4 separate regions of the Mus musculus genome follow, and regions 2, 3 and 4 are each linked to region 1. A link is a loop called in an ENCODE intact Hi-C map of the cell type or tissue named here. Cell type or tissue: left cerebral cortex. All regions are shown on one strand. Links, peaks and the distances in the headings refer to the core of each region. The heading gives the core; the rest is flanking DNA.

The links. Hi-C counts contacts between places; a loop is a spot of excess contacts. Peaks named below come from ENCODE experiments on the same cell type or tissue, not always from the same donor. Only the 100,000 strongest peaks of a DNase experiment are listed, where the experiment ranks them.
Region 2: a loop joins it to region 1, with 7 times the contacts of the local background. A loop is called at or near these places in 27 of 42 quality-filtered maps.
Region 3: a loop joins it to region 1, with 3 times the contacts of the local background. A loop is called at or near these places in 3 of 42 quality-filtered maps.
Region 4: it touches region 1 in a loop (3-fold over the local background); 2 of 42 quality-filtered maps call a loop at or near these places.

What each region holds. Positions count from the first base shown.
Region 1 is chr4:85,158,270-85,166,288 of GRCm38, forward strand. No RefSeq gene overlaps it. Among named protein-coding and RNA genes, the nearest start is that of Sh3gl2, 43 kb to the right of the region's middle. In left cerebral cortex, for the core only: a CTCF peak has its summit at 4,671 (motif pointing right); a DNase peak (open chromatin) is centred at 4,675.
Region 2 is chr4:85,387,973-85,395,991 of GRCm38, forward strand. Sh3gl2 (SH3-domain GRB2-like 2) reads left to right here. Exons shown (of 9, transcript NM_019535.2): 9 at 1-1,408. Among named protein-coding and RNA genes, the nearest start is that of Sh3gl2, 190 kb to the left of the region's middle. In left cerebral cortex, for the core only: a CTCF peak has its summit at 4,084 (motif pointing left); a DNase peak (open chromatin) is centred at 4,000; H3K27ac peaks cover 367 bases.
Region 3 is chr4:85,269,072-85,277,090 of GRCm38, forward strand. All of the region lies in intron 1 of Sh3gl2 (SH3-domain GRB2-like 2), which reads left to right. Among named protein-coding and RNA genes, the nearest start is that of Sh3gl2, 68 kb to the left of the region's middle. In left cerebral cortex, for the core only: a CTCF peak has its summit at 4,615; DNase peaks (open chromatin) are centred at 3,941 and 4,585; H3K27ac peaks cover 1,179 bases.
Region 4 is chr4:86,032,933-86,040,951 of GRCm38, forward strand. It overlaps a transcript of Adamtsl1 not described here. Among named protein-coding and RNA genes, the nearest start is that of Adamtsl1, 17 kb to the right of the region's middle. In left cerebral cortex, for the core only: no CTCF peak of the experiment used is centred there; a DNase peak (open chromatin) is centred at 3,845.

The DNA of each region.
Region 1 (8,019 bases), core at 3,302-5,801:
AAATTTTGGAGATAGCTACACAAGTATCATCCTTCTAAGGAGGAGCATTTGGCTCTTGTGGGATCAACTTAACCCAAAGTACCTTTCTTCCAGGCCAACTTCTGCTCCCTTCACCATGAGAACAAAATTATTGTATACTGGCCTCTTACATGCAAGACAAGAGACTTTGTGGACCAGCAGATGACATTTGGACATGAACACAATTGTCCAGAGAACATAGTGTTTTATGGAAAAAGTAAAAAAAAAATCTTTGTGAGAATTTTATCTTTCTTACCTAAAAGACAAGGCCATTTTGTCTGACATAGGGGTTGTCTTCTTCTTGTCTATATTCCACAGTGTTTAGTAAGTGGTGTCATTTTGGTTGTGTGACTTCATAACACACTTTTGCTCTGCTTGCTTTTTCCTTTTATAAATCCTAAAGAATTACTTATAATCATTCATTTTCATACATAGTAGGAATATCTAATACAGATAAATAGCAAATAGTTCCTAACCTGAAGGAAAAGTTATGAGGCTGGTTTTGTTTTCGTGAGTCCTGAAATTTGTCTTTTCACACAGCCCTTCTTTTTATAGCTATAGATAGTAGGAAAAGTTCTAAATTTTAAAATAAAAGAGGAATTTATCATGATTTAGAATTTTTTAAAATTATTATACTCTGTAGAAAGACTATTAGCACAATATTTTGATTTGTTCAAAGGTTGGGTTAAATTTCTCATAATTCAAATTATCCTATATTGTTTTATGAATTAAATGAATTACCACTACTTTCATAGCCTCTCTAGAATTAAAATTATTTGTAAGTGTATATATTCAGCTAAATACAATGATAATCAGCATGCATTTAAAATGTTTAACTATTAAAATATACAAAGTTTTAAGTAAAGTTGCAGCAACAGTTAAATTGTACTTTCCAGACCCTTTATTCAATTTTTGATTATATGTGGACGATTAACATTTAGATGAGATACACTATAAGCAAAAAAGTAATTTGACTCTTATTTCTATTTTAGTAGTAGTAGTAGTAGTGGTAGTAGTAGTATAATACGGTGAGCATGTGCCTCTCCATGCACATGTAGAGGCCAGAAGACAACTTTGTGAAGTTGTTTCTCTCCCCTCATCTTTACATGGGTTCCAGGGTCAAACCCAGGACCCGTGCCCTACGAAAGTCTTTGTCCACTGCATTATCTTAAGACAGCAATAAACTAAAATAGAAATGTCTTTGGACAATATAATAAAGTACTTAACACAAAAATTGTGTGGATAAGGACTTAAAGGACAAGATTAATTAGGTTTTGTGAATGTTTTCAAACTTTAGGTAAGTTGGTATGCATACTAGATTAGTGTTTTAAAACTACTTGAGTAAATGGTGCAAGATAAACACACAGATGTGATTACCTCTTTGCCTTTGGTCCCTTCAGGTTAAAGGGATAGTTTATGAGTTAGCACATGATTAAAGCAAACATTGTATCTCCAAAGACTCTAATTCCAGAATTTTACATTCACAAATATTTTATTACACTCATGGAGGGTGTGAGTATTTCAGGAATGCTCATGGATGAGAATATAAATTCTTACTGCAGTCCATTTGACATGTTTTTCCTGTGTAGGCAGAATGTGTATGCTACTGTGTGTCTGTTTATCTGCATGTCTCTGTGTGTGTGTGTATGTCAGCACGTGCATGTGTGCAGTTGAAGGAGTCAGAAATATGACTCTGTGTATGATGAAAATCATGAATAGTAAGAGAAGGTTAGAATGATGTAAGAATAATGTCAGAGTTGAAGATTCTGGTTAACTCAGTGGAGAGAGAGTCGAGGACCAATGACTCTTACACTGCAGCAGCAGTGTGCACAGCTACCTACAACTGAAGTCTGGGCTTCTATTAACAAGCATCTTAGAATACTGGCTGATCCAAGAACTGGAGGTAATTACTACAAACATTGTGTAGTGCCAGAAAGAGAAGCAGCAATTAGAAAGAGAGAATGTGCCCATAAGAGGATGCCAGAGGAGGCAGGGACCAATCCAGAGGGCTCTAAGAACACTGTGATCCACAAAGTAAATATAGCTGGCCTTGGCAGAGCAAGCTTGTAATCTCAGCTCTTAGGAGATTGGGATTTTGATGCCAGGCTAACAATATAACCTGCTTGGGATATGTAGCTAGATGTCCATCCAGTATAAAATAAATATGTATATGCTCAAGTAGACACAAATGAGTGATTATGAAGACAACTGAATGAGAGTGAGTTGTCATCTCTCTGGGTATCCCATACATGCAATGGTGATGGAATTTGCCTTGAGATAGGGTAAGCTTTACCTCTTTCCTCCCCAGAACCCCAAAGCCCCAGCTCAAACACAGGGAAATCATTAGGTAGAGCCAGGTGGCTAGAGAGCCAAGACACCCCCCCCAAACTGCCTTGGTGACCAGAAACAAGCCAGAGGCTGTCAGACCCAACAGATGACCGTGACATAATGGCTGGCTCCATGTTATCTAGGTGGAATTCTGGGACAGCAAGAGGATATTACAAGCTCAGAGTGTAGTGAGGCTGTAGTGTAGTGTGCCTGCCTAGCATGGCAGACTCGGGGTCCAGTCCTTGATCCTGAAAAGCAGGGGTGGGATATTAGGTACTAAGTAAGGAAATTTAAAGACGCCTGGATAAACTATCAATAATCATCTATCAATACTGATTCATCGAGCCTAAGAGATGCTTCATATCTCCAATCCAAATCCCTGTTTCCCTGAAAGTGGGATGCTAGGACAAGCACCTTGGTACCCTTGCTGAGCTATCTGGACTTTCTCATGGGGGCAGCAAGCGTTCAACTGTGCTTGTTCCTGGCAGTCTTTTCCTGGAGAGTTCAATCCATGATCGAATCAAAAAGCCATTGCCTGTTCCTGCACCGATAGATAGTAGTTCTTGGTTTTACTTTGCACCTCAGTATTTGTTTTGTCATTTCTCAGGGTACCCCGCCCCTGCACCCTACCCCACCCCCCAACCAAAAAACAAAACAAAACAAAACACAAAACAAAAACCCTGCACTTGTTATCTGGCATAGATTTTCCAAAAAGACTAAGTGTTTCTCTAATTGACCTCAAGATGGCAGACTTGAATAAAAGATGATTTCCATTCTAAAGTCCTGTGCTTATCAAATCTCTCTCTGAAGTTGGAACCTTGATATTGCAAACTTTATATGCCCCAGTACAGGGGAATGCCAGGGTCAAGAAGCGGGAGTGGGTGGGTAGGGGAGCAGGGCAGAGGGAGGGTATAGGCAACTTTCGGGATAGCATTTGAAATGTATATAAAGAAAATATCATATTAAAAAAAAGAAGAAAAGAAACCAGTTTCACTATTTCCTTTTGAGTTTTAAAATGACACATTCAAACTTCTTTTACATTGCCTTCCTTGATAGCTTCTTACAAGGACAAAACTTACTCAAATTTCCTCCTAGGAAATTGAAGCCATTTGTAAAGACACAAAGGTCTCTGAGATGGAAGAAAATGGGAGGTGCTCGTTTTTCAGAGGCTGTGGTAACTAACATGGGATTGAGGGAGAGCTTGCTGATGCTGTCCACCACAATGCTGGACTCTGTGCTTGGGGACAGGTCTCACAGCATGGCTGTGGCTGACTGGAACACATTCGCAGTGGTGTCATGGTGAGGATTTCTTTCGGATGCGTTCACCTCTCTTGCTGTGAACATCACTAAAAAGGTAGATGACAGAACTCTAGCCGGTGACTTGCGGTCAACAGTGTCTGAAGCGTCCCCAATTAAGGAAAGCAATGCTCTTATTCAACTTTTAAAAAAAATGCCATATATTTATTGCCCCTCTTTGCACAGTTTTGTCAGGAGAAGCAGCATAAACTGACAGTTAATAGGCCATTGCAGCCAGGCATTTAAGTTCAGATCTAATTCTGCTTCTCCTGGTCTTCTCTGAACACTTCTGTAGAATAAAGATTATGATATTTCTGGGAGTTGCAGTCTAAGAAAAGATTAACTTAGGACAAATAGACCACACACACACACACACACACACACACACACACACACACACACACAGAGTGCAGTTACACTAAAACAGTCAGTATCCTTGTGGAATGACAATGAGGAAAAGATGACTATGAAGAAAGATGAATCTTCTCGGACGTCAAAACGAACACAGGATTCAGAAGGAATCGGAGGAAATGCCCAGTTATCTTGTAGACCTTGAAGTGTTTACTCAGAAGCAACCGAATGCAGCTGCCCTCTGTCCACGGACAGGCTGAGGAGAGATCAGTCGGCTCATTGGTTTTGTCAAACCCCAAAGCACAAACCCCTAATATCTAAAAGCCACGTAGTCAGAGATAGACCGTCGACTTTTGTTATGGAGAGCAGACTGAGCAGGCTCTGCGGAAATTGGGAGCGCCTCCTCTTTTCTGAGTTGTATAAATTTTAGAAGACTCACTACAGGGGTTAGCATTGCTTTCGCGGACCCAACCCCCCCCCCGCCCCCCCCGGAGCGTTCTTCCTGTTGCTGGGGGCTTTGCTGCTTTTTGTTTGTAGACTCACGCTCTCTAATGCTAAACTTGAAACACTGGAAGACCCGGAACTCACTGTACATTGAACAAAGCGAGCTATCAACATCAAAATGAGTCAGATAGGCCCATTCCCAGTAAAAGCCTAGCGTCGCGGACGCCAGTGAACACTGGAGGGCAGTAACACACAGCGCATATCGCCTCTCTCCCTTAAACACTTAGTGAAATGAGTTAATCCGGTTTTTCTCCAGTTCTCCATGTTGAAGATTATTTCCCCATAGTTTTTACTGGTCCAGCGAGAGATGGGCTCCATTTGGCCTTATTTCATGGTGGAATGATCAAAAGATGTGTTTCTTTATATTTGTGTCCTCAAGTCGTACCCTCCAGCTTTAAGAGCTGTTAGATAGACTATGGCTGGGCCTGGGCTGCCCAGGCTGTTTTCCTAGCTATCGGGATGAGGCACGAGGGAATGTGACTTCTGCTTGGCAGATCTTTTGGGGTTGTGCTCACCTTGAGACAATTGAGGTGAAGCACTGTGTGTGTGTGTGTGTGTGTGTGTGTGTGTGTTGGCGGGGGGTGAGGGGGCATGCTGGGGGTGTGTGATAAGAAGCACCCTGTAGGAGAGAAGTGAGGAGACCTATGGTGCCAGAACAGATGGAGCACAAGAGAGGCCGGAATTGGCCATCCTCCAGATGGAAGGCAACATGAGTCCCTGTATAGAGCCAACTCCAGCAGAACACACAACAGCATCCAGGCCCTGGCTTTCCAACCTTGGCCCAACCTGGAATGGTTCAGCTCAAGTACCACAGCTATCACTCTGGGGACTTTGGACAGGGAAGGGCACTAAAAACCAATCCAAAATAGGAGATTATCACAACACTCCAACTTTGTAAGCAAAGGTTATAAGCTTTTACAGAGCATAGAAGAGACAGAAATTGACAAAGATGTGATGGCGCCCAAAAATATGTATAAGCTACAATTTCAAATGGAGAAATATTTACATAATAGCTACTGAGTGTACAGGGTTCCTGCCGGAATCAGGCATCGTTAAAACTCATTCAGTCCTTGTGGATGGTCCCATGTACCACGTACCACAGTATTCCGTGTTTTATAGACCGTACTTGGGACAAAAAGATGCTAAATGACTCTCTAGGGATGCCCTGCCTGTAAGCATCAGGGCTGAGATTGAGCCCAAGCAGCAGCTCTTTACAGTATGAGAAACACGAAGTTTCTTCCTGAAATGAAAAGAAACTTTTTGAGTTTTAGTATCTGGGTTTGCTGTGGAGTCCTTTGAACACCGGCATTGTAGATTTGCACAAGGAAAGACGCTGCTCTACAATTAGTAAGGGATGTGAAATCCATGCTGGGATTTTACTTGTATCTCAACCTCACCTCCTGACAAAGGAAACTGTTTTAACTTGGTACACCCATTAGTAGAAATCAAACATCCCTAGTGGGACAGCTCGTCTTTCTGATCTTTTTAGCATTGGAGATATCTGGCATGGAATCTAAACAAAGAATGTGTTCAACAAATATTTACCAACTGTTTCAGCAGCTTCAATAAATATTTTTGCTTGAGTAACTATTCATTATGGGTGAAAATATATCTACCAGAAGTTCTTGTTTTACTATGGGTCATAGCAGGAAAGCAGATTTTGTTAATTTTTAAAGGATGAGAAAATTTATATTTTATAAATGTATAAAGAATCATTGATGGTTTCCTAGCAGGTCCATGTATTTAACAGAATTGTGAATGACAAATTCAGTATTCCCAGTAGTCACACACCAGCATAATTACCTTATTTCAGCTTTCCAGAAAGTCTTACTCTTTATATTTTGCAGATGAGGAGGCTGAACTTCAGAGTGTTCTGGTAACTCGCCATACTGGGCAGAACTGGGAGGTGTCTAGCTCCAAAATGCTTCTTCTTTGTATGATACATTTTCAAATCAAGAACTCATCCTAGCCAGGTGTAGACGTTGACAAGTGTAACACGGACACTCAAGAGGCAAGGCAGGAAGACAATGAGTTCAAGGTCAGCTTGGTCTACTTAGTGAAACTATCTCTCAAAAGTCCTCTCCCTGAAACGCAATCCACAGCCTCTGGGTTTGACTTGGGGCTTGAAACATTGTGGTTTCTTTTCTTACAGGAAAGACAGTGTGGAGGTTCCTGGCTGCTGGCCTAAGGCCTTGGAGAAGCCCTCAGCATTAAGAGATTTTCCTGGCCTTTCCTTCATAGCCGCAAGTGTCAGGGAAGAAGAAGGGAGGCAACACTTGCCCAAATGCAGAAGCTTTCCTGGGAGCTCCATAGCAGATTCCCCTTTCCAGGGGATTGGACAAGCAGGGCTGACAAGGAGGAAGACTTGATATAAACCTCAAAGCAGTGTCTGTACTTAGCAGTTTTGTGCTTCACTGGGGGGTTCCCCACAAAGCTATCTCCGCAGCTTCCAGGCACTGCTCTGGGTTCATCTTCCAGGGGAGATTCTTGGTCAGGATAACAATGGAGGTTTTGAGTAAGCAGGGCTACCTGCTGGTTAACCCTGGCCCTGCCAGCAGAGTCATTTGCAGGTATGCTCAGGGCTTCATACTGTGGGCACTGGTCTTTTCTTTTGTCTGAGTTTTGGTGTTCAGGAACCTTAGAGGGAATAGCAGATGAAGATTCAGAGGCTGATCTATTCCTGCTTCACTGTCCACTTGGAGACCTGGAGTTCACCCAGAAGACCCGTGAGCTCTTTGAGTTTTCCCATTAACACAAGGTGGTGATAGTTTTCTTTTTTTTTTCCATTTTTTATTAGGTATTTAGCTCATTTACATTTCCAATGCTATACCAAAAGTCCCCCATACCCACCCAACCCCAATCCCCTACCCAACCACTCCCCCTTTTTGGCCCTGGTGTTCCCCTGTACTGGGGCATATACAGTTTGCAAGTCCAATGGGCCTCTCTTTCCAGTGATGGCCGACTAGGCCATCTTTTGATACATATGCAGCTAGAGTCAAGAGCTCCGGGGTACTGGTTAGTTCATAATGTTGTTCCACCTATAGGGTTGCAGATCCCTTTAGCTCCTTGGCTACTTTCTCTAGCTCCTCCATTGGGAGCCCTGTGATCCATCCATTAGCTGACTGTGAGCATCCACTTCTGTGTTTGCTAGGCCCCGGCATAGTCTCACAAGAGACAGCTACATCTGGGTCCTTTCGATAAAATCTTGCTAGTGTATGCAATGGTGTCAGCGTTTGGATGCTGATTATGGGGTGGATCCCTGGATATGGCAGTCTCTACATGGTCCATCCTTTCATCTCAGCTCCATACTTTGTCTCTGTAACTCCTTCCATGGGTGTTTTGTTCCCGATTCTAAGGAGGGGCATAGTGTCCACACTTCAGTCTTCATTCTTCTTGAGTTTCATGTGTTTAGCAAATTGTATCTTATATCTTGGGTATCCTAGGTTTTGGGCTAATATCCACTTATCAGTGAGTACATATTGTGTGAGTTCCTTTGTGAATGTGTTACCTCACTCAGGATGA
Region 2 (8,019 bases), core at 2,766-5,265, 230 kb after region 1:
CTGAGACTAGCCAGGAGTCCCAGAACTGGCTTCACAGTTCTCAGGAGGCTGTGGTTCCTGGTAACATGCCTGTGAACCACATGGCAGAAAAACTCTCCTCACTGAAGATATTGTCTCTCACCCAGGGGCCATCTCAAGGTCTCCAGTTCTCCATTTACAGAGGAGAAAGTCCTTTTTGTTGCACTTTCCCTTCCTAAATATGTGAGTCACAGAATTGTTGGCAAAAACATCCCCTCACCAGCAAGATGTCTGCTGGTTTAAGCAACTTGGTCTCTTGATGCCATTAGCAAAAGTATTAATTGTCCAAAGCACCTTTGTTCACTAATATCTATCTATCTATCTATCTATCTATCTATCTATCTATCTATCTATCTATCTATCTATCATCTATCTACCTACCTATCTACCTATCATCTATCTATCTATCATCTATTATCTATCTATCTATCTATCTATCTATCTATCTATCTATCTATCCATCTATCTATCCATCATCTATCTACCTACCTATCTACTATCCATCTATCTATCTATCCATCATCTATCTACCTACCTATCTACTATCCATCCATTTATCTATCTATCTATCTATCTATCTATCTATCTATCTCCCTCATACTTCTGAGACATGGCCAGTTTTCTTCCCTCCCTGCTGTTAAGCACTTGGCAGATGAGGGGGGGGGTCCCATTTATTTCTGAGTGAGATGGTGAGCAATCTGTATGTTGGCTGAAAAGAAAAAAAAATCTCCAGTCTGAATTGGGAAGAAATCTGGTCTCTAAGCTCAGATTCCTTGCTGTACAGAAGCTGTGTATATACGTAGCCCGTTTCTGAAGGGTACAGGAAGGGGGCACGGCTGTCTTCCCTTCTCTGTTTACTTACCCAGGAATCAGTCCATTCCCTGAGTCCCTTTACCACAAAGACGTAGGAGAGAAACACTAGTAAGCATTTCCCACTCCATAGAACAAGACAGTGAGCATCGCTCCTTCCCACGTTTACTTGTTTGTGTTCCTTGAACATCATTTGTGCATATTCTGCCCTCAATGAGGACCAAATAAAGATGATTTTTGTGCTTAGCAGTTTAAGGTATGTGGCTGCATATGCAAACCCCTTTTCCACTCCAGTCATTACTTTGAACGCCTCCCTTCCTCATTTTGTGTGTACAGTGCTGTGTACGCTGATCAGTGTTGGGTTTTCGTTTTGTTCTCCTTTCAGTTATGGAAGTCCCGATAGGCACCCAGAGTTCTATTTATCTAGCTGTACAGGCTCCTTCAGAGGTTTAGCGTGCTGCTTCCGATATGCCACTTGCGGTAGTGGATCGTGTGGAGTGAAAGGCAAATCTTCCTGCTTAATGTATAAACTCACCACGGGAAGCACTGCTGTTTCCAATAAACATTGCTGAAGACGAAACAGAGGCTTCTGCTTCTTCCTTTTTGCCAGTTCTCTGGGCTGACAGTGGGTGGGCTGAGATTCTCTGGATCTCCATTGCCTTTGGATGGAGCCAATCCAGACCTGGTCCCAACCTCATCTCCAGCTTGGGGCATGTGGGGCAAGTTCCAGAAACAAGTGGTGAGTTAGTTTAGTAGGCACTTGCATCACTAATTCCAGGATGAAGAAGAACTTGGGGGGAGAGAGTAAGTCCAGGCAGCTGGCTCCTTGAAGTCATGTGATTTAAGAAACAGTGCTGTTGGCAGGAGAACACAGTGCCAAATAGAGAAAATGAAATAAGTTGGCCGGGCTTATGGCTATTTTGTTTTTAATTTTTCTTTATTTTTAATTTCATCCATCTATAGAGTGAAATATCATCTCTACCTCCTAGTTCCTCCATTAATTCCTCCAATGCCCCCCCCATACACCTTTCAACGAATTTCAAGTCTTTAAGTCCAGTTAGTGCTGTCTGCATGTCCTTGTGTCCCTGGGTGTGGCACCATGCACTAGAGCATGGGAAACCCACCAGGGGTCACACCTTCAGAGAAGGAAGGATTCTACTGTCTCCAGAAACTCTCCACTGCTAATAGTTCCTCAGTAAGAAGTGGGGTGTGGAGGCAGCAGGGATATAAAGAGTAAATACCCTCCTAATTTTACAAGAGAAAAGTGGGGACTATAGCATGTGTCCAACTACTGCCCCCCAAAAGATGTAAGTTCTTTTTGCAATAACCTTTAAAAATCATTTCATGGTGAGGCTAATCATATAAAATACAATTTACCACACATAGAAGAAGAGAAAGAAAATAATTCAAACAACAGACCAAAAACAAACAGACAGAAAACAAACAAAAACAGACCAAAAACAAACAAACAGACCAAAAAACAAACAAACAAAAACCTAGGCCAACAGGGAAGGGGTGCATGGCCTACACAGAGCAGGAGGTCAGGAGTTGTGTGCACTCCCAACAACGTTTTAGCCAAACAATCCCTTTAGCTTTAAGAGGTGCATTCATAGGGATGGTACTTAATATTTTCGAAATCCAAAAGGAAACTAACAGCAAGACTCTGCACCAGAGGGTACTCTCAATGTGAGCCAGTGTCAAACGAGCTTCTCCATATGATGAGAAAACAAAACACATTATTTTGTTATCTTCCAATCACATTTCTCCTTGTGATTACACACCAACTAAAGCTTTCAGAAGGCTAGGGGAAATGCAGGCATGTTTTAAAGACCTGAGAGTCCCACTTTCGTCCCTCTCTGGCAGGTGCTTCAGGGTATCCAGGGGAGTCCAAGTCAGTCTGTCAGTCACTGTTCTGCCTAGTTTTATGTCAAGGACTCAGGCTAGAGTCATTTGGGAAAAAGAAACATCAAATAAGAAAATGCCTCCAAAAGATTGGCCTGTAAGCCTGCTTGTGAACATTTTCTTAATTAGTGATAGATTTGGTAGGGCCCAGCCTGTAGTAGGTGGTATCTCCCCTAACAGGTGGTCTTGGGATATACAAGACAGCAGGCTGAGCAAGCCAGTAAATGGCACTTTTACTGTATCAGTTCCTGCCCTAATTTCCTTGGTGATGATGAACAGTGGGCTATAAGACTAAATGAACCCTTTCTTCCCCAAGTAGACTTTTGGTTCTGGTGTTGATCCCGGCAACAGAAAACCTTACTAAGACAAACATTGTGGCAGTTTCCCAAGAGACTCCCCACTTGAGGTAAGTTTGGGAAGCAGTACACTATGTCCGAGTATCTTAAGTCAGCAGACTGCTATTCACAGGCATTTTCTTAACCATTTTGCTCTGACTTCTCAAAACAGTTATGTCTATAGATTGATTCAGTATGATTTTACAAATGTATTTCCACCCTCACCTGCAATGATACCACAGACTTGTACTAAGACTCCATCTGCCTGGATTCCCCCATCTTGCAGTCATTAGTTGATGTTCTCCTGGTCACTCCATGTCTTGTGATGGAACCAGAGAAAGAATGTCTACTGCAGGGCCATGCTTCCACTACAGGGTTCCCTGTCAGAACTCTTCCTTGTTTGGACTGATGCAGCCCACAGTTCAAATTAAGAGTCCCAAGGATATAAGCTGCCAGGGTAAAAGCAGAGATCATAAGCTCTTCTCAATCTTCTTGTATTCTCACAACAGACTTCTGACTCTGTCACCTGCTGGCAGGCCAGGATCTGCAGGTTTTACAGGTATCCCATCCCACTCCATCCAGACTCAATGCCTGTGGTCTACAAAGCCACACTCTAAGTGAACCTGGTTTATCCTAGGAAATTGTTTGGTGATTCAAGGAAAGCTAGCATGAGTTGTCAAACAAGGGGGAAAGAAGGAACCAGTTTCCTTTCACCTTGTCATACAACTGTTTCCAATGGAATAACAGAGAGAAGCATTGTGGAGTTATAGGTCAGTCCTAGACATCAGAAGTCACAGCCTTGTCTCTTATAGGGACATCAGAGATCTGAACTTATGTGGGAACCAGCAAGGGCAGGAGGAGGGTAGCCCATGAATTTGATGAAAGCTGAGGCAGACTGACTCTATACTCAGGCACCAAATTTGCAGTGCTACCTTCTTGCATCATTCGGCCTTTACATTCCTCCCACACTCTTGTTTTTTTCCTGAGTAGTTTTATGGGGCCTAGATTGCCCTCTGGTGGCCAAAATACACACATTAATTAACCCATTTTTTAAAATCTTGATAAATCTAATAATTTTGTGGGATATTTTGGCAGTAGCAGAGCTTAAGATCTCCCTTCTCCTTATGTGCTACCCAAGATGTTACTCCTTTAATTGGTTGTTCTCAGTAGGTCTTAGTGTCAGACTGATATCCAGTGAAATGTAATCTGCAGAAAGAAAACCCAAGTCTTTTTGCTCTTCTAATGAAGAGCCAGCATTGTGGACTCGTCGGAGTAATCATTCAGCATTCGCAGTCACTGTGAATGAACTGCCTTGTGCTCTGTGTCCTTTGCTACCTGGACCGCAGATGAAAAGCAGTTAACCTGGAGCTGTCACCCTCAAGAAATTTCATCTTCTGGGACAATCGTAAAAGTTACATTCAGCATCTATCTTGGTTGCTTTTCTACTTCTATGACAAAGTACCATGACCAAGGCAACTTAGAGAAGAGTTTATCGGGACTTACAGTTACGGAGGCCGAGTCCATGACCATCACAGTGGGGAACATGGTGACAGGCAGGCATGGTGCTGGTGCAGTAACCGAGAGCTTACACCCTTAGCAGCAAGTAGGAGGCAGAGAGAGTGAGAGTTAACAGGAAAATGGCACGAGCTTTTGAAACCCCAAAGCTCATCCCAGTGATACAGATCCTCCAAGGTCTTACTTCCTATTCTTTTTCAAACAGTTCCACCAACTGAGTATTCAAACATGGGGGCCATTCTCCTTCAAACCAGCACAGCATAAGCAGTATTCTTAGAAGGGATCATTTGAAAGGTATTTTATGGAGGTATAATTATATACAATGAGTTTATACGTGTGTGCAGTCAGCCCTTCCTGCTCTCTCTGTCTTCAGGATACCTGAGACTGCTGAGTATTGCTGTAAAGTACAAAATTTGAGGCAATTTCGTTAAATGGATAAATAATACTGGCACAAACAGTCATCCATCTGGAGAAATACCCTACTATGTTCTCCTCCATGAATCATGCTTTCCTGAGGAACTCTGTGCAGTATAGCACCAACATCTTCCCCTGTCTACTGCAGACTATGCCTGTAGTAGGTAGGGCAGCCTCCAGGTTCTTGAATATAAGTCACAAGAGAGCTCTCCCCATGCTCACAAGCATTTTCCAGTTCACACTAGAGTTCTCATATTCAGCCTCAGTTCAATGCTTTTGAGACCCGCTGCCACTTACCTTCCCCCAGTTTCGGCTAGTCTGACCAAACTCTTCCTTCAGTGTGAAGATGCTCTCCCAGAGAACTTGCTGTATCTCTCTGCTCCAGCTGTGCTAATGCATGATACTTTATCACCATGCATGGGGCAATGAGCTATGCACAAACAGCTTGGTCTCCAGTCCAGTTAAGAGGTGGAATCCCGGTGGACTCAATGGGTGGTGGTAGTTTTCACCTACATGGGACCTCATGTCTCCTGGACCCCTGTCTCCTGTCGAAGTTACTGCCCCCCACAGCCCCCACAGGAGAAGTGTGTGGCTAGCAGTCACATATACAATGTCCCAAGCTTCTGGCCTTCTGGCTAGACTCCTCCCAGTCACCTAGCAACAGCAAGATAACAAGACCACTATAAGAGGGGCTGCTTGGCCCCACCTCACTCCCTCCCTCTTACTCTTAAGCTTTTACTTTCCTTACTGTCTAAGCTCTCTCTCTCTCTAAGCTTTTACCTCTCTCTCTCTCTCTCTCTCTCTCTCTCTCTCTAAGCCTTCACTTTTGTCACTCTCTAACTCTCTTCCTCTATTTCCCTTCCCCCCTTTTCTCATCTTGGCCATGGCCAGTCTCTCTCTCTCTTTCTTTCTCTCTCTTTCTACCCTTTCTCTTTCCCTTTGCCTTTCTACAATAAAGCTCTAAAATCATAGACTGTCTCTGTTCATCAAGGCCCAACGTGGTTGGACGATGGGCTAGGCTTTCTTCTAACGAGCTGCTTCTAACCTCCCACCAGAAGGCCTTCCTGTGCTCCAGCCACAGACGGGACTAACGACTCTCGCCTGTGTGGGAATCTCTCTCCCTCTGTTCTCTTTATCTCAGAAGCCTGGTGCTGCCTCGGGGCCCCTATTCTGTTCTTAGCTCCTCTGCTGTATCCGGCATGGGATGCCAGAGACTGAGAACCTGGTACAGGGGCTTCCCCTTGTCCACCCCCTGCCATGTGGGGTCAGTGGCTTCACAGAGCCAGATGCCCACCTGGAGCTGTGTGGAAAGCTTTCGGCAGTCCTCCCATGTCCACCTGCCCAGAGTACCGGAACTCTGACCTGACGTGGGCACTCTCTCTCATGCCCCTCTTCCCCTACACCCACAGCCCAACAACCATGGAGGCAGAGAGAGGTATCACCTGCCGACCAGTGTCTCAATCCAGGGGTGGCTGGCTTTTCCCAGGGAAGGATTTTCCCCTCTTGTCTCTAATGGGCTGATTCAGTAGAATCCAATACTGCAGATAGCCTAAGGGGAGTTTGAAGTGATATCCATACATACTCCCCACCACACCGCACAGCTTCCATTCAATTCATTTCTGCCCTCCTTGCCCCAGCCTTAGTAATTCTTGTTATGTGGACACCTAGTCAGCTCCATCACAATTTCCCGTGCTTCTGTATATAAGAACTCTGTTTATCTTACAGGTTTATCTCCATTGCTGGTTCTGAGGGTCTTAAAGGCTTCCCTGGAGGCTCCCTATTTTCACAGCGTATGTTGCTTTGACATATAGTCATGATTTTGTTTTCAGGAGGTTCAAGCCCATTACTAGACAAAGTCAGTGCCACACTCTTTATAACTGTCATTGCTGAGTCCCATGTCTATTTACCTTCTACCTGCATCTAACCCAAGCCCCATGGGGAAAAATTACTAATTATGATTCTTTGTTTCTCAGTGACCCCCCCTGGATTGCTAGCCTTAAGTTCGCCTAACTTTGGGAGCTATGTGTAATCTGTATCCAACTTCAATTCAGAGCACATGATTCTCTGGACCATTTCTAGTTTTTGTAGTATGATATGCCAAAAGACGGCACCTAATGAAAGGGCTACCATATAGGCAGATTGTTCTGAGATAGTGAACCCAGAAAGCAGGTCACCGGTACAGTCGTTTACCAGTACATCATTTGTAACAGTACATCATTCGGGGCAGTTGATTCAAGGCACATAATTGAAGTGTTCAACCTTGATAGCTGCTGCTTGATCCTGTTGGAGTCTCCTGGGACCTCTTCACATGTGAAGGAAAGGAAAGGACTCCTGTATCTCCACTTCTGAGTTTCTCATGGCTGAGTGGAGGTGAGAACCGCAGTCTTAGCCCAAGGCAAGACATTGTTTACCTGTGTCCATACAACCCAGTGCAAGATCCAAGGGGAGTTTGAAGTGATATCCATACATACTCCCCACCACACCACACAGCTTCCACTCAATCCATTTCTGCCCTCCTTGCCCCAGCCTTAGCAATTCTTGTTATGTTTAGGGATGTTCATCTGGTGCAACAGAGGAAAGCCACTACCTACAGGAAGTGTGTTCTCACAGTATCTTCTGAGCCCTCTCTCCTACATTCTCCATGCACAGTTTCTTCCTGTGCACCTCTGCTTCTACTTTGTGTTCTTTGGAAAGACCATAGATGTTTCTTGAGGGGTAGCCTGTGGGTTATACTCTTCTTCCAGCTTTATCAAAATTACTTTACCTGCCCATTTGTTTTGTTTCCATTCATTTCATTTTGTATAGTGTCATGGGGAAGGGGGGAATTACTGTCTTCCATGGCCATTACTGATAAAAACCTTATTCTGATTAAAACCTTACTTCTATTTTAAACCATTTTATTAATTCTTAGAGAGAATTTTGTACATTGTAGGCTGATTCCTACTCTTGTTTTAAAAGTCACAACAAGATAGAATTATCTGGTCCATGAATGAGAGGCCAGTCAAGAGGTCCATGCCTGTGTCTG
Region 3 (8,019 bases), core at 3,463-5,962, 110 kb after region 1:
TTTCTATGCTTGAATTTTTGACAAATATAAACACTTTAGACTAATTTGTTATACATCTGGTGTACCAGAGAGAAATGAGGAAGAAAGCCCACAGTTAATAGTTTAGACAGATTTTGTACCAGAGTGGTATTTAGCATGTCCAGATGTTCTATCTAGAAAAAAATACGGGATGACTCATGCTTTAAGTTATTTTAAAAGAAATCCCTATGAGTCCATTAGGGGTGTGTGTGTGTGTGTGTGTGTGTGTGTGTGTGTGTATGTATGTATGTGTTTGTTTATGTGTGTATACCACATCTCTGTATACTGACACCCAGCTATGGTAGAGTTATCACTATTTCAATGCCAATTAGAACTTTGAAAGCAGCAGTCGAGATGTGGATGAGACTGCTCAGTTGTGGTTAAAGCAACTTGTCTCTGAATCTGATGACTGGCTTTGATTCCCAGAACCCACATGGTAGAAGGAGAGAACTGACTAAAATTGTCACGTGTCACGGTGGTTTAGAGCCGTCACCGAGGCATGTGACTGCATGGGTGGGTGTATGCGCATACATACACAAATCAGTAAATTGACAAACAGTTTAGAGAATGTTATTTTCTTTCATACCATCAACTTAGTTATGGAATAAAATATTGCATATAGTATATATAGGTATAAAATAAGTATAATTGACTACGGTTAGGATTTCACTTAAACTAGAAATAAATGACATGCATGTAACAATTTGAAGAACTCCAAACACGATGTCCTGTTGTTTCTTAAACTTAATAATCCTGTCATGCTTAGAGTTTGGTTTTGGAGTATAGGAGGTGATGGCCACGTTAAAATTTCATGGTTGAAGGACATTTTGTAAAACCAGTGGTAACTAGTAATATGAAAGATGGAACAGCTGCGAACACGCAGTAGCCTGTCATATTTGAGATGTGTATATATGAAAGATTGCCCAGGGTACTTCTTGACTTAGAGAATTTTGAGGTGTTCATCTTCTATAATCCTATGGATTATCTGTTTTCTCCTCCTTTGTGGTCACTGTGGTGTCTTAATTATAGAACCCTAAGAATTTTTGTCGGCTGAAATTCTGGTACCTATTACTGTCTTAACTTTGGAATCTTCCCTTTTCCTATTTGTCTGTGCATACACACAGGTGTGTGTGTGTGTGTGTGTGTGTGTGTGTGTGTGTGTGTGTGTGTGTGTATTTGTGTATGTGTGTGTGTATTGAGAGAGAGATTAGTAGACTATCCTTTTTTTTAACTTTTTCTTCTTAATTTTTTTATGGGATTATTTTTGTAACATTACTTAATTACGGTGACTAATTATAGTTTATGGAAGGAGAAACCCCTTCTGGATTTTGCTTTATTTTCTTCAAATGATGTTCAAATCTCTAAGCTATTAATTTTTTTCATACCATCATTCATATTTTTACATGTAACCTTTAAACTCCGGCAGTGTTTTGATAGACTATAAAGGAAGTGCTCTGAAGTTATGAATTAATTATAGGTAACTTTGGCAACACTAAGCTATTAACCTAACTATTAACATTTGTCTTTCCTTTCTGCTTAATCAGTGATTTTAAAACATTGTTTTCCCATTTCAACATTTTCTCTTCAATCATTTTTATTAGGTTAATTTATGGATAAATTGTTTCTGGTGCCGCGGTGTTTCCTTTCTCTTATTGATCTTTGTGGTTCAGGAAAACAGTACCGTGGGTGATCTCGCCAAGCTGGCAGCTAGTCCCTGTGTTGCTAGAGCTACACTGTTGCATTATTTTTACTGTCTCTTGGTGATGGATTCTTTCAGTCATTGCTTATCTAAAGAACTCTTGATTGTGCTATGGTTTTGAGAAATGTGTATTGCTATGGAGTGGCTATTAGGATGATAACTTTTCATTTCCTTTTGTTTTTATATTTCTAGTATTATCTTTATCGATTTACTGATTCTCAGTTATTTCTGTTTTCTCCAACTCTTGATTCTGTAGTTTGTCCAATGTTTCTCTGACTTCAAACCATTTGTTTTCCTGCAGGCATGAGGTAGAGACCTCAGCCATGTCTTTGTATTTGCCCTTCGTGGTCCCGCCCCATTGCTTATTGTACCCTAATTATCTTGCCTGAGGCTATTCTAAATTATTTGCCCTTTTCAAAACAGTATGTGGTGGTTTATTGCCTGCTGGTGTCTGTCTGGGCTTTGAGGGCTGCCTCAGGTGCAACTATGAAAACCCCCATTTCTGTCCTTTACAAATGACAGCAGTCTCTGATGCTCTGTTTCAGCATCACAGATATGTACTGAAGCTATGACACCTAACCATGCCTAGAAAACTTGGATGTGGACAAAGATTTTTTTCTAAGAAAATCTAATTGATAAGGCCAAGGAACAGATTAAACTGTGTTATAAGTAATAAAAGTAAGGCTATCTCTTTATCCTGTGGATCACTAGAGGTGCTGGTTGTATAATCTGAAGTCATGACTATTCCATGGTATAGAAGAGTTTTGTTGTAGATGAGAGAGAGAGAGAGAGAGAGAGAGAGAGAGAGAGAGAGAGAGAGAGAGAGAGAGAGAGATCTGAAAGAGTTAAGAGCAGAGAAAAAAAGAAATAGATGAAGACTGGGCCTAGCCAGGTCTATCTGTAAGATAAGGGAGACTATCAGTGGACAGAGACTAGGGAGAGCATACAAAGTAGAGTAGCAACACAAGGAGGAAACAGCAAAAGCAGCAGGATTATAAGGATGAGCAGTTGAGGGGAGGGAAGCTGGAGAGAGTTTAGGGTAGGGGTCAGAAAAAAAAGAAGGGCTGGGGTGCTGACATGGACTTTGAAATGTGTAAGAGTCACTTATGACACTGAGGGAGCCTGGACACCATCATGAGCTTTGATCTGCTGATAGGTACCAGGGTAAAAATATGTCCCTTCAGAGGTAAGGGACTGACTCCTTTTGGTACATGGGAATGGGTTGTATACGTTCCTGAAGACGATAGGTTTTGATCTAACCCCCAGAAATATTTAGAGATATTTAGACTCCCCTTTGGAGTTTGGGGAATTGGAGTTTCCTTTGGACACTGGTGAAGTGGGTTCTTATGTTCGATATTCTCACCATGTTAGACTGAGATCCAGTCCTTTCTCTGAGAAGTTAGCACCTCCTCTGAAGCTAGGCTCATGTCACTGCAGGAGAACATCTTTGATGTTAGGCATTTCCAGCAGGAACTAAAGGAAGTCAGGGCTCTTCAGTGGTCAGTCTGTCTTTCCTTCTATGCTCGGCACTGCTTCAGTTTCCTCCCTGACACTGGCAGATAAAGCCGAACTCTAAGTAACTTATTCTGCTACCTTCCACAGAGTCTCTTGAGAGTCCCTGACTGCATGCATGGTGAGGGCGAATGAGCAGCAGCTTCTGTAGCTCTAGGGGGCCACAGGGGTGAGGGGCACAGCGGGGAGAGAGCCCAAGGGACCAAAGCTGTCACTCACCCTGTAAGGATGTGTGGAACCAGACAGGACAGCAAAGGCCAGTGCTCATATGACATGTAGCTCATGGCAACTTAATTTTAAGACAAAGCCGGGGAGATGAGAACAGTTACATTTTAGTGGTTGAACCAAGCCATTTTTGTACAAGGGGAGAGCTTCCTTGGTGAATATTCATGGGGAAAATGACAGGAAGCTGGCATGGCAGGGGGGTTCATGATAACCTGGCTTTGAATAGGTAGAAAATACCCAGCTTATGGAAAAAGAAATGACAGAGAGATGTTTTTTAACTGGAGAACAGTAGCTGGATGGTGTTGTTTACATGGAAAGTGTTCATTCTGCCTTTTAGGCTTAGATTTTACCCCTGCTCTAATTAGCAGCTTGTAGCTGTCATGCCAAGGAGAGGCCAGCATGCTGTGGAAGGGCGAGGGGCGCAAAGCTAAATGAGAATCTTCTTCCCTCCCAAGTCAGAAGACAACCAGAATGGAAGTGTTAACATGTCTGTGGGTGGATGCCCCTTCTGCTTGCAGAGCCCAGCTGCCTGGCCTGTCTCTGTCTGTCTGTTCATGAATCTTTTATACTGTCTGCTGTGGTGGTGGCTGCATAGTGTTCAGAGGTTTCCCTTGGGTCACCCCATGCTTAGAGGGAGGGGCAGCGGTATTTTTCTCCCATTGGGTCACCCCATGCTTAGAGGGAGGGGCAGCGGTATTTTTCTCCCATGTTCAGTGAGGCTTCCTTTATAAAACACATGGTAAGCAGTCTCACAATGCAGTACTAGGATGCCTCTTGTTTCTTGGCTGGGCAGCCGAGGTTTTGGTTTTTTGGAGGACCTTGTCCCTGACACGAGCCTGGCCATCAGACAGACTAATGCAGAAGCATAGATTAGAATCCAGCATGGTCGGGGCCTGAGCATCTTGTGAGAGGGACTTTGAAAAGAGAAATCATGAAAATGAAGTTGTAAGTAAAAGTGAATCTCACTGAGTTAACTCGTAGTTGCTATAAAAAGATCTACTGAACCATGGGAAGTCAATGCATTATCCAGTGACAGAGTGAAATGTCCCACTGCTAGGATGTTGCTCGACCACAAGGCATAGAGGAAACAAAATAACAGCAAAAGACAAAGTACCAGCCTCTGGTAGGGCTTGGGCAGCCTCCACTGCCCTCTGCTTGTGGACAGAGGAGGTGGCAGGAACAGTGACCTTAACTAGGACACAAAAAAATAAATGTAGTTCTATTTAGCAGATGTTCCCAGAGCCAGTGGCTCTTTGCTATCGTGTGAATAGTCTTCAGTGGGTGGAGGTGATGAGGGGGTGTTGGAGAGACAATGCATTTTGTTTTCTCCTGAGAATTCTGTGGACACTGAAGGGGTTCCAAGTCCTAGTCTCTGTGCAGAAAGCAGTAAGTGAAAACTGGAGTATAGCAAGCCAACAAGTTGGACAACTACCACCACCACCACCACCACCATCATCATCATCAAGCCAACAAGTCAGACAACTACCACCATCACCACCACCACCACCATCATCATCATCAAGCCAACAAGTCAGACAACTACCACTATCATCAACATCATCAAGCCAACAAGTCAGATAATCACCACCACTACCACCACCACCACCATCATCACCATCACCACCACCACCACCAATACATAGAGGGCTCCTGTTTCCAAGCAGCTAGAAAGACAACAACAAGGAGTAACCCCTGTGAGCTGTCGGCCTTCTTCTCTGATGGTGAAAGTGGGTATACTTTATGCAGTATGTCTACTGCATGCTTCCATTTTTCCTCCTTGAGAAGGGAGGGAAAGTGGTGTTTGGGAAGTGGTGTTATGAATGAAAAAAAATGTCCATTCCTATAAGAAAATGCAATTCCTTGTATGCTTTAGGTTTCTTGTAAGTTGACTCTGAGTTGTCAGTGTCTGAAGCTATCTAGGAAAGGCTAAAGGCATGTAAGTGAATTTTCTGGCATTTACCCACCATTTTGCATGGCCTGTAATGGGTGAGCTCTAAGAATGCAGGGTCCTCAGAGACTTCATCCCAGGATTGCTTCTTGTTACTGATAAGGCTTTCCTGTCACTGTTACATAGCCTAATGATTCCTGGACATTAGCCCACCCTATGGGTCAAATTCCCTGCAGACCAACCTGAAGATGAACTATCAGGAAATAATGCTGTTTAGATGAATTAATGACTTTATAGAATTCCAGATTTGAATTCAATAATTTTAGGAAGTAAGTTTTAGGAGATGGTTTTAGTTGCTTTGCCAGAAAAAATGTAATAAAGTTAGTAAGAATACAGTGTGCCCCTCCTCACAGAATAGTAAGTAAAGCCTTCATAATAAGGAATATAATGAGTTTTTACAATTGCACTGAAAAGAGACAAATTTGTGATCAAGTAAAAACATTCATTCTAGGTCGGGACCAAGGATGAAGCCGCAGGTGTGCACTGTGATAAAACAAGGCCATGTGAAACTGTTGCTTTGAACTTATAATGAGCTGGTAGAATGAAACACTGCTTCATTAAGCCTTTTTTCCCTCTTAATCCCCTGTTGCTTCCAGTAGTAATTAATTACCAAAAGCCAATGGCTTTTGGCCTTAGAATAGTAAATAGTTATAAACAGAAGAATCTCCAAAGATAAAAATGCTGTGGCCAAGACCACTAACACCATACCCCTTGCTGCCTTTTCTTAGGACACTTTCATGCCGGCTGGACTCTGGCATGTCAGAATTATTGAAAGAAAGTTAAAGGGATTGGGGACACTGTACGGTGATAAAGTGCTTGCCACACAGGCATGAAGACTCACATGCAATGTCTAGCATCCATGTACAAAGCTGAATATATTGGCAAGTTTGTAATCCCAGCACTGGGGAAACAGGCACAGAAGAATCACTGATGGCTTCCTAGCCAGCCAGCTTAACCCACTTGACAAGTCCCAGTGGGCTGCCAGTCTCAACAGACAAGGTAGAAAGCTTACGAGGAACAAGACCTAAGAAGTCTTCTGGCTTCCACCCCGGCCCCCCCCTGGATAGGAACACACATCCATATATGTACATACATATATGCACACATACCCAATGAACTAAGGATACATTTGTTTTATATTGAAGGTTAATAATCAGAAATGGTTAGAAGAAGCCACATGGTATACATTATTTTGTGGGTGGTAATGAAAGTTCATAGCATAGCAATTTTGTTTCCTGTAGTCAAACATTGGATTCATTTTAACGCATCACAATAAATAAGCATTTGAAACAGTGATTGCAGTGCCATTACCTTATATGCTGAATGGTGACATTGGTCTCTTTCTCCAGAGCACCTCTGCTCCTTAAGCCTGTTTCCAGGCACACTGCACGTAGATGAGCCATGTGGTGGCCCCATCCCTGCAGGTCCAGTCCAGCCTGCTGTGTCCCTAGGGAGAAACCAGAGGTGGGTTCAGGCTACTATAGACAGAAACCCACACTTCTTGATTTTAACTGAGTGTGTCTTTCAATCCTAGCCTGTCATAGTTTTTATCAAGTTTTCATTGGTCGATTCATCTCTTAAGTTCTCTGAGTGTCTTAAAATCATTTTTGGCAGGAAGTGTTTATATAAAGAGGCCTCCTCTATCATTGGATGATGGTGTCTAGTGATGTGCTTTTTATTTCTAATGAAGTATTTGTTTAGATGCCGTACTAAAAATTTATATGCCCTGATGTCAACTGAAAGTGTATGTCTTCAACATGTAAAACCTTAGTCTTGTTTGGGCTTGTGAACTGAACACCTCCTCCCAGCTGTAAAAAGCCACACACACGCCAAAGGTTCTACAAGGCTGACTGACAGAATGTGGCCGTGGAAGGCTGGAGCTAGCCTGTCCACAGCCAGGTAAACTTGGGCCATCTTTAGCCTCTTGAATAGCCATTTATTCCCTCTTTTCTGTTTGACCTAATACCCTTGTGCCTCTTAGAGAGAACTCTTTCCAGAATATACAAAGAGGGCACCTAGCTTCTACAAACAGAAGATTAGGAGTGTCATCAGGGCATCTGAAGCCTGTAGCAGAGATGTCTCTGTTTTGCTTTTAACTACCTAGTTGATGTTCTCACAGGTGGATTTTACAATTCCTGGGTATATGGTTTTCTCTGTAAATTGCTATGAAAACGTCATAGGACTGGTATTACTTTAAAGTATCATGTTTGGGGTAACCTCGAATCTGTGTTCTTTGGCCATGGACACGTTTTGTCTTCAGAATGAACTATCTATGTCGTATTCCATTTGAAGTGAGAGCTGTGGTTTTGCTTCACAGGGATTTTTGTTAAAGGCACTGCTTTGGTTTAAAGCTCAGCTTAATCACAGAAGCAATAAAACGTTACAGCATTAATTTACAGCACCGTGGTGGCTTTAAGGTAAATTGACCTTAATTTCACGGGCAAATGAACTGGTCAATACTAAGGAATCAATTCTAATAAAGTCTTTTTTTTGTTTGTTTGTTTTCTTACTGGCATGCTCATGCTGTAACTTCATGGGTGAAAATATATTAAAGAAAGTTTGTAAACAAAATCTAGCTTTGGTTCTGTTTAGTATTAAAGTAAAATTAAGCTTCCAG
Region 4 (8,019 bases), core at 2,604-5,103, 870 kb after region 1:
AATCCATTCTGAGATATTTATACAGGGGGATGAAAATGTATCTCCATGCAAATATATGTATAGGAATGTTTATGGCTGCTCTATTCATAACCACCCCAAACTGGAAGCCTCCCAAATATCCACTAACCATTAAATGAATAAACAAATGTGTTCTGTCCACACAGTGGATGGATATTTAGTAATTGAAGTGGGGAGGTTAACAAAGGGATACAAAAGCTCCTTGGAGTGATGGAGCTATCCTGTGTCATGGTTGCTTAGGGGGTTATGTGACTGCAACTGTTTGTCAAAACGCATAGAAGTTGAAGTGGGTGGCTTTTAGCTATTTAAATGATACCTCAGTAAACCTAATATTTAAAAAATACTTTGGAGGTATAGCATGACAGCACTGTTATTCAATTATTATAATATGTGTTATGATTTAATCGCAATCAGTCAATAAAAAGGCCAGTTTTATTTTTAATTTGAAATGGGTGAGTAATTAGCTTAAAGAAAATTATCATTCTTGATGCCAGATAGACTCAACTATATTCGTACATCGTACATACATACATCAGTGTGTGTGAGTGTGTGTGTGTGTGTGTGTGTGTGTGTGTGTGGAGAGAGAGAGAGAGAGAGAGAGAGAGAGAGAGAGAGAGAGAGAGAGATCTTTCTCTGTCAAAATAATCGAATAGGAGCAAAGGTTTATTTTGGCCACAGCTTTAGAGTTTCTTGTCTATGGTGGATTGGTCCCAGTGTTTGGGCTTATGTTAACGGAGTGGATCACAGCTGTGTTCATGCTAACCAGTTTCAGAGCTCTGTCATGCTGACCTAAACTTCTTTACCTTCTAAGAGTTCCACCTGCCAGTAGAACCAAGGGCTACAAACAAAGCTTTTAATACAAGAAACTTTGGGGAACAACAAACTTACCAAAATCTTTACCCTTACTGAATGTCCTCAAAAGTGATTTACTTTTTTAAAAAAATTAAATTGGGAGATTAGAAGAAACAATATGGTTGAATGAAAGTTGTCATCTGAAGTCTCTCTTTCTTAGTAGAGCTAGACTCGGAATGTCCTTATGGAGATCAAAATACCCTCTTTCCAGAGAGGAAGAGGTGGCTCATGGGTTAAGATCATTTCCTACTCTTCTAGAGGACCCAGGTTGGGTTCTTAGCACTTACATTGGTCCTCAGTACCTACATAAGTTGGTTCGCAACTGTCTCTCATTCCAGCTTTCAGGGGATTTGCATATACCAATGGGCAGATACAACACTGTAGTTGTAAGCCACATGTAAGTCTACATGAACCGGTTACTCCTGGAAGGCAGGCTGGGGCTGAAAGAGAGACTAGACAGCGAGAAAAGAATGAAGCCAAGACAAATTTTCTCTGATCAAGGCCCGCGAGTTTACTAAGAGACTGTGCTTATAAAGGGGGAAGGTCCATTCCCCTGCTAGTCCATTCTTGGTGCCCGGAGCCAGCCCAAAGACCCTGCGCAATGAGGATTGACTCAAAGGTGTCACAGCAGGCAGCAATTGACACATCAAAAAAGAGCCAGACAAGTCAGAAAGCTGCACCGCAGTGACCCCACTTCAGTGGCAACAAGGTCTGCACCAGCCAGCTTCAGGCTGGGGGAGGCTACACAACACCTTAAAACTAAACTTAAAAATAATAAATACATAAGATACATAACTTAAAAATAATCAAAACCAAATCTTTAAAAGTAAATATAGTCTATTTCCAAAGCCATGCTTTTTGTTTTGTTTACATAAAATTATATAAAACTGGAGTATAACAGACTTCCAGGAGGAATTATTTCATTGACTTTTAAGACAAGCACCATCATTTGAGTTCATGGAGTTTTGATTCAAGGAGCCTTCTTTGAAGCTAGGCTTTGGAATTGTTCTTTTATTTGGTATCCTGACTTTTTGCACCCTTGATTTTTCACTTAGGCAAAGTTTTGCCAAAGTACTTTTGGAAATTCCAAGAAATGTGACTTAGAAGTGTTTCTGGGGTGGATGGTTAAGTGGTTGCTGCTTAAGCAGGAGGACCTGAGTTGGATCCCTCAAAGTCCCTATAAAAGTGAGTTCTAGCAACGAAAGCCTGTATTTCAGTCTTTGAAAGGCAGAGGCAGGAGGATTCCAGAACCTGTTGGTCAGTTAGTATAGCTGCTGTGGCTAATTCCAGCTTCAGTGAGTGACTCTGTATCAGAAAATAGAGAATGGGAAAGACACTGAGTTGACTTGTCGCCTTTACATAGTCATTCACAAACACATACACAAACGTACAAGCACATGCATGCACATGTGAACATATATCTACATACACATGAACACACATACATACACACACACACACACACACACACACAGAGAGAGAGAGAGAGAGAGAGAGAGAGAGAGAGAGAGAGAGAGAGAGAGAACTGAGATTGGAGGTCATCAGAACATACAAACGTATCCAAATTCTCCTGAAGTTCAGATTTAGGAGAAAGTCCATATGGAAGTTTCTTCCCTGAAAATCATCATGTTTGCAAGAGTGTATGAAAAGCAGGCTGTGCACATGCATATCTCCATGTGAGAACTCACTGCAGTGCTAATTTTCATGGTAGGGCAACTGTATACAGTGCTCTTCTGTCACCATCATCATTGTTATCACCGACACCGTCACTTAGGTCATCACCAATGTAGAGTTCATTTAACATCCACAACAACACCACTTTGTATCTGTACCATGGCACAGTAAAACTTACGTGTCTACATTGGGTCATTTATCTGCACCCTTATTTTGGTCATGTAATGGGACACAAATCAGGTTTCATTCAAAATACTGCTTGGAATTTATTAGAGAAACTATTGCCGCTTTTTAAAAATATTCACTTAATATTGTGTGACTTAAAAGGCTCTTGTATGAAGATATTTATCTGATTGCTCCAGAACGGAAACTTAACATGCTCAGTTTCACATGTTATTAATTAGTGCTATCTAAGCTTGTTGGCTCATTTTGATACTTCTTGAAGTCTAAAAAGGATGAAGCCCAATGCCTTAATGCAAATATCTCAAGCACACCCGAAGAGTCCACAGTTACCTCTTTCAGCTACTATCCTGACATGGGCTTGCATCCGATACTCTTAGTGCAGACTTCTAGAGAGCAGCGTCTGGATCTTGCCTGGCCTCGCTTTCCTTCTGGCTCTCAATTTCCTTAGAAGTTTGTACTGCTCTCTTTCTTTTTGACAATGGAACCAGGAGTGGTGAAAATTTGAAGTTTCGTTGTATCTTATAAAATAATTATAGGCGATGAGATTAATAATCAGAAAATAAAAATGATTGTGAGCATGTGCCACACCAGCCACCATTACCCACACGATACGGAAGAGCATCTCACACCGCATGAACAGTGTCCTCTGTTACTGCTTCAAATACCTAGGGGAGACAAAGTGGAATTCTGTGTTTCACCTGTTTTATGAATACAGCACTTTCCCTCCTCCACCCAATTCATGGGGTTGAGTGGGTGTGAATATTATCTACATACCTAATTAATCATGAGTTTTATTACATCACTTCCTGTGGATCTCCTAAATTTATATTTATTGAAAACTGCTTAATCCATCAAACTAAATTTGCTATTCATTGCGAAGTGAGTTTCAGGTATGAGAGGCTTAATATGGAACCCGATAGCCTCCTACTTATTAACATTGTGATTTCTCTCAGTGCTTTACGGCTCACTTATAAATACATTTTTTGTTCAAACAGAATAGTGCATTCATAGTCACGATTGTATACAGGTACAAGTTGTTCACTTTTCTCAAACATTTGGAAGAAATACAAACAAAACCCATATGTTTTAAATATTCCACAGAATACCTTTTTCCCATGTGCTCATATGCTACAAATGTTTTTAAGCTGGTACCATTCCAAAGGAGTACCACTTACACCCTCATTTTATGACACATATTCCTAAATATATTCATAAATGCATTTCACTTATGTGTATTTTAAAAACTAGTAAGTCCTAAAATACCTCCCTTCCCCTTTCTGTATTTCTCTCCCCGTCCCCCTCCCCCACTCCCCACTCGCCTCTCCCCCTCTCTCCCTCTCTTCCTCACCCTCCTTTGCCCTCTCTCTCTCTCTTCTCTCTCTCTCTCCTTTCCCTCTCTACCTCACCCCCTCTCCCGTCCCTTCATTCTCTCTGCCTCTCTCTCCCTCCCCCTCTTCCTCTCTCCCTCTCTTCTTCTCCCTTGCTCCATCTCTTCCTTCCTCCTCCTTCTTCCCTCTCTCCTCTCTTTGCTATCTCATTCACACAAGTCTCACATTTTCTCAAACATTTTATAAGAATCTAGAGTGACTTGAAATGGCATCTTATCTACTCTCCTCCTCTAGAAGAAGGTGTGCCTCAGTTGATCTAAACCAATAAGAGTATAAACAAAAACTTTAAGCAGTGAATTTTCTTAAGACACATGTAGCATAGACATCATATAACAAAAGTTGCCAATTCTCTTCCTGGAAAACAAATATGTATGTATATAGACATATCTACAAAATTTCAGCTCACTTACTAAGAATTCCCAACTCCAGCAGTGTGAAATGCTCAAAGATCTAAGATTAATATCCCCCTGATTAAAAGTTAAAGAAGGAAACTCAAAATGTGTGCTTGTGTAAATTCATTGTGTCTTGGATACATAATCCAAAATCCTTATCTCTAACTAAAAGCCCTCCTATTTCAACTTGTTCTCTTCATTGAGGTCATAAAGAACAGTTAGTCACCATTACCTTTCATATTCTTGAAGATCACATTAAGCCCCACCTTGGATGTGTCCTCACCAAGATAAATAATCCAGGCTAAGTAACTCCAGTTTGGCTATACCTTTTCTCAGAGGCCCCATTATTCAATTCTTAATCATCTTGGTTGACTTCCTCGGAACAGCCTTCAAGTTTTCCATACCCCGCTGAGGTTAGAGATGCTGTAATTATTCCTCGGACTCCAGGAAAGGCCTTCACAAGTGCTGTTGGTGCTTGATAGACCTTGTTATCCCGATAGCCTGGGTTCAGCCCTCACTTTCATACCCTCCTTCTGTGCTGTGGTAGACTGCTCCACACGTCATCAGTGGGCTCTGATTGCTCAGGCTACTCGACATCCCATTTTCCTAGGTAAAAATCTCCTAACCAGGGCACCAAGGTTGTGAACAGATAAAATTGCAAGTACACCATTTGCAGGCTGAGCAAGGGTCATCAGACACGATAACCCAACATATTCATTTCATATAAACTTCTACAAACATCTTCAGCTGCCTGGACTTCTTTTTTCTTTGTTCAGTAAATGTATTATTTCCTTTTCTTTTCGAGTCAGGAATATTTAAAAATAAAGGTTCATCCAATTCTGGTTTTCAAATATACATCCCTTTGTCTCTCTGGAAACTGAGAGTACTTTTAGTTTTTTCATTGAGATCTTCCCCAAATGAATATTGGCCTCGGAGTACACCACAGTGTCTTCTGCACCTTTACGCCACCTTGAGCCTGTGTCAGCTATCTCTGCAGCATGGCCTTTGCTACTATCTGAAATTACCTGCTCCTTTTAATGTTTTTGTTTCATATTTTTTTCCAGAGTACAGTGTAACCACCGCAAAACTAGGCATGATATCTGGCTGTCCCTCTCCTGTAAAATCTAAAACAGTCCTTGGAAATATGCATAGTCTTTTCATTTTAAAAGAAACTCTTCCTTCTCCTCCTCCTCCACTGAATACAATTTTGTCACCTCACACTTCAAAATCTTTAAATTATGTGTCCTTAGGGAAGCCTTTAATATCTATGTACTTTATGTATGTTGTCATCTATCATACATTAGAATGCTGTGGACTTTTTATAATGACTGCTCTAACATGGACTCGAGCCACAAACATGGGAAACGATTTTGATAAATTAGAGGGAATACTGATATATCAGTTAATATAAAATGAAATTACAGAAGGAAATATTGGTATATTTAGCATATACCAAAAATGATCAATTATACACAAAGAGACAAATGCCTACATGGAATAGTTTCACCTCTGCAGCATCTCTCTGTCCTCAGAAAGCCAGAATGGATCCTGAGTAGTTCTTTAGACAACAGCACAGGAAGCTAGAGAACAAAGAGGACCTGAAAAAAGCTACTGGGCCTTCCCTTTCCCCCAGGGATACAGAAAAATTCCTACTTGTAATTTTCTTTAGACACATTATGTTTCAATTTAAGAGAAAAAAACAAGGTTCTTTTTACCTCGAGAATTCTTCAGCTTGCTCCCATTCTGTCTTAGCTCATGCACAATCACACGTAGGCATAGCTGACATCCACTCTCCTCCAGGGACAGAAGAGAGGATGTGTCTGTGTCTCAACAATCAAATCTATTCCATGCATGAGGCTGGGGTCCATGATCTTGGCTTCTGGGGTTCTAAATCACTAGGTACATGCAGTGCTGCCTCTCATGCCTTTGAAGAATAAACTGCCCGCTCACATCCTACCCATTTTCTGCTGTTGTGAAAGTTGACCTCAGGATTTTAAAGAAGAGCTTTTAAAGCACTTTGGAAAACTCTTTTTTTTATTGAAATCAACAGTTTGAAAAGATTTGTGTCTGTGTTCATAGGAATAAATAATACAACCTAATGGTGACTTAGTGTATATATTCCAACAATAAAACATAAACACACACACACACACTCAAGGGTTTACCCAACAATTACATCCTTATTATGTGGGACATACCTGTATTTCATTAACTATTTTTCTCTTGTTTTTGATGCTTGTTATAAAATGTTGATTCTCTGATTTATTAATGGATTAACTCATGGTTAAATGGCAACTTACTTTCCCTATGTAGGTATGAATATAATATGTGAGTACTTGAGTGTAAAGCTTGTAGATTCAATTATGGTACATGCTAGCTTCTCCTTGACTTAGTTCATAAGATTTCCAGAACATTCCTTAGAGAAAACAGCTTAATCGAGGTTTAATATATGCTGAGTAGGGTTGGGCCAGGAGATGCTGACTGAAGAGGCATTCTGTCCAATGGTAATGGGAAATCTGAGTGACTCGCAAAAGTATGCTTTCCTCATGGGTGAGGTTTTAAGGCCAGAGCAATAAAATCTTGGATCTTGAAAGGACTGGAGTAGTTCTTTGATTTTTATGACAAAAATATTTTCCTGCATGTTCTGAGCTCAAAGTTTCTGTATCGACAGTATTTCAATAAACAATATTGCTATTTGAGAAGATATGTTTTAAACAAATGGAACCTTTAAAAATATACGTTGTATGTTTTTCTAAAAGTTGTCACAATTACTGAATTATCGAGGTCACCCTGTTATCATAATTCACACATCTGTTTGAGACAATAGTTCTACATGGTCAAACAATCAATTATTTAAGCTTTCATCAAGCATCAACTTGAGAACTTAATATCTGCTGTCGGCCATGTCCTATTAGAGTGATATATACATTTTTCTATGCTAAAATGAAAGTATCCAGGAAATATCACATCATAAACAAAATTTCCTTTGTATTTCATTTTTCCTTACTGGTACCTTACTGGGCATACCAGGTATGCCACTCTGATCCCTAGTTCGATGCTAAGGATGTTGCTATTTATATTCCAAGCACACTGCTTCCCTGGGGACCTCAACTCTTGTTATTTTAATCATAAGCATTGACTGGGTACCTTAGAACAGTGCTGCTTGGGGTTTTTGGGTTCCAGTGGTGACCAGAAGCTAAGCTCCTACATTTAGAAAATTTACACACAAAAGTCTACAAACCGGCACACATTGCCAATCAAGTTAGTTAACTAAACCTATCAGACTTAATCAGATTCTATGGGAAAAATATTAAAGTATGTTGTTTTTGTTTTTGTTTTCTTTTTAAATCGATCCCTGATTCTTTTAAAGGGAAAGGTCTGCAACGTGCACTTGGAACATTATTTTTAAGTGAGAGCTCACTCGCCCCTATTGCTAGGAGTTTGGACAGCAATCACAAAGCCAAGTTCCTCTCATTCAGACTTAACTAACAACTGAAAACGACAGGGAGGAA